Regions from separate parts of the Homo sapiens genome. Here region 2 is linked to region 1. The links are chromatin loops, found by intact Hi-C in ENCODE. Cell type or tissue: Caco-2. All regions are shown on one strand. Each heading gives the region's core, and the rest is flanking DNA. Links, peaks and the distances in the headings are about the cores only.

Region 1 (4,396 bases), core at 212-4,211:
TTACAAATGTGGAAAAGGCATGTATGTACTCTCAAGGAATTTACAATGTCACCAAGGAGATAGATGGGCCAAGGGATCAGTAATTGTGGTTATGGCAGTGATGGAACCAAACACAGGTACTGCTAAGAAAGTGCAAAAGAAAGGCCATTAATGTCAGGAGAGGAGGCCATTGTGGAGGACTCCTGGAGGAGATATCCAGTCACAGAGAAGGAAAGCCAAGGAAAAGAGAAAGAAATGGACCTCCAAGAAAAATGAACTTCATGAGCAAAGGCAAACCGGGATAACAGCATTTCAGTGTTTCTAGAAGGTGAAGTTCAAGATGGGATTGGAAGGAAACCAAGTCCGCAAAGGGAGATGGGTCAGATCATGGACGACCATATATGTTAGATAAGAAACATGGGACTGAGGGTAATAGGGAACGCTAGGGGATTGTACACAGGTAGGCACTTTCGAGACCTCAGTTTGGCTACAGGATGGGAGATAAATATGGGACAAAGGCCAATTAGGAGGTTATCATCCTGATCTAGGGGACTATTGTGATAGCCCAAACTGGGAAAATGGTGGAAGAAATGGGATGAAGAAAAGCAATATTCTAAATATTCTAAGCAATATTTAGAAGACATTAAGCATGTTGTAAAAAGGTGTATTCATCTCCTCGGGGTTCACCTGTGTTCTTTTTCCTAAATATTGTCATGGTCTGAAGAGGTTGAATGGATGTATGATAAACAGTCACACATATTCCCCACCCGTCTTCAAATGGGATGGAATTACAGCCTATCAGATACTATGTCCAGCACCAGGTTGTGATAGCATGGGTCCAAACCATCTTTCATCTCCATTCAAAGGTCACAGAAGTAATGGAAAGGCCTCTAATATTTTTTCATGTCAGGTAACATTTTTGGCATGGTGTGAGTTATTCATCTTTCTGGAATTCCTTGTAAAATATTTTACATCCTTCAGACAATCCTATTCAGAAGTTCAAATGAATCTTTAGCTAGGATTTCTTTTCTTCTTTTCACTGGACAGCCTGTATACATTAAAATCAAATAGGAAGAAAGAAGCAAGAAGGATATTCAGGTAAACACATGATAACACTGGCCAAAAATGTGGGGAATGGCTGCCCTATTCTGTCAAATAGAAATGAGGCCAGACAGCTATTTCACTGGGATTTACAGTTCCCACCCCCAAGCAAATCTAATCTCATCCTTGTGTTCACAGGCTAGGCCAGCAGGGCAATAGCCTAAATTCAGAGCCCAGAGATGCAGATATGCTGGCTCCGTTCCCAGGAGGCCAGTCAGGATGAGAATCAATATTTCAATAGCTCGGGATTAGGAAACACATTTATCAAATCTTGTCCATTAGGGAAACAAATATTAAAACCACAAGACATTCTGTGTCATGCACAGACTGATAGAGAAGAAATGTTTGGCTCAGCTGCAGAAATATACCCATTATTCTTGAATTCTTTGGACTGGTATAAATCGTGTAAAAAAATCATCAGAGTAAGACTGAGGCTGCTTAGGGGATTGCCATAAATAACATCTTAAAGTCCCCCATGAGCCGCTTTTCAGGGTAACAGGAAGGCAGAGAAGACCTCTAGGTTTGATTGCATTGTCTTACATTGTTTAGCAAAAAAAGTCACAGAAATCAGTAGGGGTAGAATTTGGCTTGGATGTGAAGCCAACTTTGCTTAGATTTGACAGACCTCACCTGGGTTTCCCACTCTCAAACCTTTGGAAAATCCAGACAACCCCAAAGTTAGTCCCAGCCAATTGGGTACCTTTCCTATTTGTATCAAAGGGAAAGCATTGGAAGCACAGTGTGATTCATATCAGCTCATACACTGGAACAGGCATTTGCAGGTATAACGGGTGTGGGGGTGAGGGACCCCATTCACCTTTCCCCCAGGCCTTAAAAATAAGCAACTGTGGCAGGGCGCAGTGGCTCACGCCTGTATTCCCAGCACTTTAGGAGGCCAAAGTGGGTGGATCACCTGAGGCCAGGAGTTCGAGACCAGCCTGGCCAACATGGTGAAACCCCGTCTCTATTAAAAATACAAAAATTAGCCGGGTGTGGTGGAGGGCGCTTGTAATTCCAGCACTTTGGGAGGCTGAAGGGGGCAGATCACCTGAGGTCAGGAGTTCAAGATCAGCCTGGCCGACATGGCAAAATCTCCTCTCTACAAACTACAAAAAATTAGCCGGCTGTGGTGGCACGTGCCTGTAATCCCAGCTACTCGGAGGCTGAGGCAGGAGAATCGCTTGCACCCAGAAGGCAGAGGTTGGAGTGAGCCGAGATTTCACCATTGCGCTCCAGGCTGGGCGACAAGAGCGAGACTTCATCTCAAAAAGAAAAAAAAAAAAGCTAATGCATTTATAAAAGGGATTTTCTCCGAGAAAGATTATGCCTCCCGTGTCCTAGGGCACACTTGGATCTCACATAGCCACACCGGCTTTTTCTGGGACCTGCCTTGGTCTGGCACTCCCAGGTGTCCATGAAGAAAGAAGAAATACTGAAGAAGGGAGGGGAGGCCAAGTGCAGCGTCTCAAAGATCTAATTGCAACTCTGACAAGCATCAGATCAAAGGAGTCTCTCCTTGGTTCTTTGATCTCTTGATAACCACATTTAGCACTCTCCCCTGGCTGTGCCTGGGGCGGGCAGCCCTCCCTTCTAACTCCCTCATCTCTTTCTAGTTTAAATAATTCAACTGCTAATCATTTTCAAAGGAGTAAAAATAAGCAAATATTTTAAGTTCCAACTCAACTGCTAGATTTAGTGAAGTCTCTGTACCAGAATGATACCACTTTGGGAAATAAAAATAGCGTCATGAAATCCTAAAAAGAATGCTCCTTGCTTTAAATATCTGACTTCGAGCTGTGCTGTAAGTCCACAGGAATGGGGAGGGAGATGACCATAACTGTAGCTCCAGACGTGCCTGGGGCGGGGAGCTAGGGAAAGAGGTGGCTTCCTGTCTTTCTGCTGGTGGAGGCAAGACTCTGAGACATGAACCATCATCATCAGCCCGCAGCCTTCCTTCCTTTTCTTCTCCCACATTTCCAAGACAATTTGATGGGACTCTCCTCCAACTCCACATCACCCAGTGTCTTTTGGTGCTAGGTTTCCCCATGAGGTGTGACCAGCATGTTCTGCTCAGAATTTTTTTTTGAGATGGAGTTTTGCTGTGTCACCCAGGCTGGAGTGCAATGGTACTATCTTGGCTCACTGCAACCTCTACCACCTGGGTTCAAGCGATTCTCCTGCCTCAGCCTCCCAAGTAGCTGGGATTACAGGGGCGCACCACCACGCCCAGCTAATTTTTTGTAATTTTAGTAGACATGGGGTTTCACCATGTTAGCCAGGCTGGTCTTGAACTCCTGACCTCAGGTGATCCGCCTGCCTTGGCCTCCCAAAGTGTTGGGATTATAGGCGTGAGCCACCGCGCCCAGTCAGAAATGGTCTTTATTAAAATATTAGGGAGTGGGGAGAAAAGTCGTGCTATGGAACTTGCTTTTACCCCAAGGTTGCCAGATTTAGCAAATAAAAACGCAGGACACCCAATTGACTTGACTTCGAAATTCAGATAAACAAGGAATAATATTTTTGCATAAGTATGTCCAGATATTGCACAGGACACACTTACACTACAACATTATTCATTGTTTATCTGAAATTTAAACTTAACTGGATGCCCTGTATTTTATCTTGCAACTCTATCAGGGTCCTTCTATCACCAAAACTTGCTGAACCCAGCCTCAGAGTGTCACCAAAAAGAGGGATTCAGCTCTGCCCTTAAATCCCCTTGTGAATCTGGCCCAGTCCAGGCCTTTTATCGAGTGGTGGGGGAAGGGAAGGGGTCAGCGTGTGTTGAGCTCCTGCATAAAGGGGTGTCCCATTTGATCCTCACAATAACCCCATGGGTGGTTAGTATTATTTCCCTTCCACATTTGGTGAAGTAGGGCCCAGGAAAGGTAAGGAGTCTGCCGGCTTCTAACTGGAGGTAGGATTCTAACACAGGCCGTGATCTGTCAATTACCTGCTGCTGTCTCCTTCCTTCTCCTCAATGCAGCAGGACAAACCCAGAGGCTAGTAGACTTGTTCCAACATAAACAGGCTTTTTTTTTTTTTTCATTCCAGCTATCTCTTTTCATGTTAATCAAAGCTCTAGATCTTATCCTCTAGAACTCTCTGTTCTGCCATTTGAAGCAGAGGGGTGTGGGAAACCCAGGGTAAGAAAGGAGAGTAGACCTGAATGGGGGAGTCTTAGGAACTTAGTACATGAAAGGTAGTCACTAGCAGTTTTCCTCATGCAGGTAAGCCAGTGGAAACTTATTAATCTGCACTGAATTCAAGCCAGGACACCAGCATATTATGAAATCCTGACTTTCTTATTTCTTTT
Region 2 (4,396 bases), core at 323-4,322, 73 kb before region 1:
CTACTAAAAATACAAAATTAGCGGGGCATGGTGGCACATGCCTGTAATCCCAGCTACTTGGGAGGCTGAGGCAGAAGAATCACTTGAACCTGGGAGGGGAAGTTTGCGGTGAGCCGAGATCACGCCATTGTACTCCAGCCTGGGCAACAAGAGTGAAACTCCATCTCAAAAATAAAGTAAAATAAAATAATAAAATTATTATTTTAACCAGCTAAATGCCTTTTGTTTCCAGATTAGTCTTTCCATGGTGCCTGAAACCTTGATGTTATTTTCACTTCTACGCTAAATTTCACCAAATTAAAAACAAATAAATAACCCAGTACACCCTGAATTTCAAAAGTAAAACCTCCTGTGAGTTTTTCTAATTCTCTGTTTCAGAGATCTCTGCTTGTGACTCAGCACATTAGTGTTAGTTACCTTTGGACCATCCATCTGGCCATCTGCTTTCACTGGCAAAAGGAGACAGTATTTGCTTGTTGTTCACGTATTTGTTTCAGAGGAGCTTTGTTGTATCTTAGTTTAAACCATACGTGTTAGCATAAGTCCAGTAAACAATGCAATATTTTTGTGTTAAACCAGTTTCAGACAGTAGTATTGAGCTATTACAGTAGATTGAATTAAGTACCACAGGATCAAGCTAGTATTGTGTGCACCCTTCTATCCGAATTATAAATTACTATAAAATCTAAAAGTAAAAATGTAAGCTAAGGTCAAAGCATAAAATGAAAGAGTTTCTGCCATAAGGTGTTTAATCAAATATAATGTTTTAAAACTGTCCAGCTAATTCTCAGATGCTCCCTGGCAATTAACTAAAACCTAAAGTAACACAAAAGCTTGACTGTTGCCTCCTTCAAGATAAAATTTGGATCTATTGTTGGTAACAAAGAAAAACAACTTACTGGTTTCAATGGCTCTCCCTCTGTCACCCTCCAAGTTCTGAAATAGCTAAAAGTCAGGAAAAACATTAATGCCCAACCCAAGGGCAAATTCATTTATAGTTGTAAAATTAAGCCTCTGAAAAGCTGAAGCTGATTGCAATTCCAGAAAGATTGCTGAGGAAGAGACAGTCTAGCAGATCAATTAACAGGCTGCTGTTAACATCACCCTGGGGCCCACCCTTGGCCTGGTCAGCCCCGTGCCCTGCTCCAAGCAGGAGCATTTTGTGTGCAAGGCTGGTAATTGCTGGGGGATATTAACTCCTCTCTGTAGCTTCCTCTCAACAGGCTGTTATTGATTTATTGTCTGCATATTTGTCTAAACCCTAAAGCTATTTATCTTTTCACCAGGGTAACAAGTTCTGTATGTATCCAGTCTGCTACATAAAATAGAACTTCTTTTTATTTTTCCCTTAAACTAGCTCCTTTAAGCTTCAAAAAGATTCTGAGATTTGGGGAACAAGTTCTTACACAGGTTTTCCCTACCTTTCATGACTTTATGGACTTTCATCAGCCCTCCTCAGCTTTAGTCTTTTATCACCAATACTTTGATCCCAGCAAGCATCAAGAAACAGGTGCGAGAGGAGATGGTGAACTATGAGGTGGGGAGACAGGATGAAAGACACTTGGTGGGGGAGTTGAGGGAAGACGAAGGCTTGAAGGAGTGGTCAATGCATAAGAAAAGGCTTCTGGCAAAATACCAGTGATAACTTGGAATAAAGTTCTTCACATTAGTTTATTTGGCCCTTTCAAGTGATATGTACTTGAGAGAAAGCGATACAGGCTCAATCCCATTACTACCCGTGCCAATAGGATTAAAAACAAAATCTTGTAATAATACTTTCTAAGTTACATATATTAAAATCTCATTGACAAAAAGGTCACCTACTGTATGAGTCCATTTATGTGAAATGTCCAGAATAGGCAAGTCTATAGAGATCGAAAGCAGATTAGTAGCTGCCGGGGGCTGGGGTGAGAGAGAATGGGGGGTAGCTACTTCATGAGTTTGGGGTTTTCTTTTGGGTTGTTTTAAAACTAGACAGAGGTGACAAATGCACCACACTGTGAATGTACTAAATGCCATTGGATTTAATATGGTTAATTTTATGTTAAGTGAATTTTAACTCAATTTTTAAAATGCAAAACAAAAAAAACCCTTACGGAATAAGAAAAGAATTTGGACTTATCATTAAGCGTTCATTGTAAAGGAACCTGATTATTACAATGCACATGAAAATTTCCAAATTATAACCCAGTTGCATTATATATATTATGCATGTATATAGAATTGAATATAACATATATTCAATTTAACAAATATTTGAGTATCAACAACATGCCAGCCACTTTGCAACTATTGGAACTTCATCAGTGAAAAAGATAAACTTACTCCAGGCTTATGGAGTTTTCACAAATTACCCCTGAAATCATCACGCAATTGATGCAGGATCTGGTCCCTTTGCCAGACTTGTGGCAGGGATGTCCCCTCTACTTGGCCCATCTTGCTCAGCTCCTTGAAGAGGGAGCATGTGAGTGAGTGAGTGTGGGACCCGGCTGGCTGTTCCAGGCACTAACACAGGAGCAAGCTCTGTGCAGGGCCCGCCGCCGGGCCAGGTGTGTCACCTTGAGGGAAATGCAGTGGTGCCTGGGGAGGGTACCAGGGACCCCGAAGCCACAGAGGGAGTGTTACGGTGTCCTTTAAGTTCTGCTGTCCATGGGTGGCAGTGATGGCAGTGTGTTAGCAGCTCAGTTGGCCCCTTGCCTTGTTGCATGGGGCGGCTGACCTCTGCCAGTGAGGGCAAAGGGCTGGTGTGACAGCCTTTCTGGATACCCGCACTCAGTGGATCCTGAGCTATTATTCAAAGTCCAAGAAAACTGAGGTCACACAGACAGTTGAAGGATGATGAAGGTGGAGAATTGTACTGAGCAATGAAAACAGCCCTCAGCAGAGAGGGGAGCTGGAGAGGGGACGAGAAGGACAGGTCGTCTTCCCCAAAGTTAGGTTGTCTCTTCCCTGAAGTCAGGCTGTCTCCTCCTCTACTGACTGAGTCTGGGGTCTTTATAAGCAGAGGATGGAGAGTGCTTGTTGATTGGTTTGTGAGTATGCAAAAAAGCTTAAAGTGAAGACACCCCTCAAAGGTGGGCATGACAGTGTAGAAAAACAATTGGGAGGCTGAGTGTGGTGGCTCATGCCTGTAATCCCAGCACTTTGGGAGGCTGAGGTAGGCAGACCATGAGGTCAAGAAGTTCAAGACCAGCCTGGCAAACATGGTGAAACCCTGTCTCTACTAAAAATACAAAAATTGGCTGGGTGTGGTGGTGGGTGCCTGTAGTCCCAGCTACTCGGGAGGCTGAGGCAGAAGAATCACTTGAACAGAGGTTGCAGTGAGCCGAGATCATGCCACTGCTCTCCAGCCTGGGTGATAGAGCGAGATTCCGTCTCAAAAAGAAAAGAAAAAAAAAACCGATTAGGAAAGGGTAAGTATATGTAAAATAGGTGAAGAATGGGGATCAATGAGAGGAAAGCGCGCCGAACAGGAAGACAAGTTCTCAATCTGGTCCAAGAATTTAACTTGTAGTTTGGCTTTCAGGCTTTAAACTGTCTTCTGCTTGGAGGTGGGGTTTCACTGGGGACCTGCCCCATCTGCCTAGACATTTGGCTGCCTCCTGCCGCTATCACAGTGTGAGAAGCCTTATGACCAGGGAAGTACAGACAGCTTGGGAGGGGGGTTTAACCCAGACTTAGAGGATCATGGAAGGTTTTCTACAAAAAGTAACATTGAAATGGAATTTAAAGGTGCCACTCATTCCACAAAAGTGTGCTAAGCACCTAGAATGTAGTAGTCATTGATACAGGCCCTGGGGATACAGCAGGGAACAAAACAAAGTCCTGCCTTCATAAACCTTACATCACTTTATTGAGAGACAAACAAGGTAAACAAGTAAATATAAGAGTAAAAGTAGGCCATGCATAGAGGCTCACACCTGTAATCCTAGCACTTTGGGAAGCCGAGGCAGGTGGATCACCTGAGGTCAGGAGTTCCAGACCAGCCTGACCAACAAGGTGAAATCCCATCTCTATTAAAAATACAAAAAATTAGCCGGGCGTGGTGGCAGGCGCCTGTAGTCCCAGCTACTCGCGAGATTGAGACAGGAGAATTGCTTGAACCCGGGAGGGGGAGGTTGCAGGGAGCTGAGATGGCGCCACTGCACTCCAGCCTTGGCGATGGAGTGAGACTCAGTCTCCAAAAAAAGAAAAAAAGAGTATACGTGGCCCAGTATGGTGACTCAGGCCTGTAATCCCAGCACTTTGGGAGGCTGAGGTGGGCGGATCACTTGAGAGCAGGAGATTGAAACCAGCCTGGCCAATGTGGTGAAACCCTGTCTCTACTAAAAATACAAAAATTAGTGAGGCGTGGTGGTGGGCACCTGTAATCCCAGCTACTCAGGAGGCTGAGACG

What was found. Peaks named below come from ENCODE experiments on the same cell type or tissue, not always from the same donor. Only the 100,000 strongest peaks of a DNase experiment are listed, where the experiment ranks them.
Region 2: it touches region 1 in a loop (2.5-fold over the local background); 2 of 110 quality-filtered maps call a loop at or near these places.

Annotation. Positions count from the first base shown.
Region 1 is chr6:21,392,138-21,396,533 of GRCh38, reverse strand. No RefSeq gene overlaps it. Among named protein-coding and RNA genes, the nearest start is that of LINC00581, 120 kb to the left of the region's middle. RefSeq lists an enhancer at 2,425-3,280. In Caco-2, for the core only: no CTCF peak of the experiment used is centred there; DNase peaks (open chromatin) are centred at 1,173, 2,513 and 2,943.
Region 2 is chr6:21,465,435-21,469,830 of GRCh38, reverse strand. No RefSeq gene overlaps it. Among named protein-coding and RNA genes, the nearest start is that of LINC00581, 44 kb to the left of the region's middle. In Caco-2, for the core only: no CTCF peak of the experiment used is centred there; no DNase peak of the experiment used is centred there.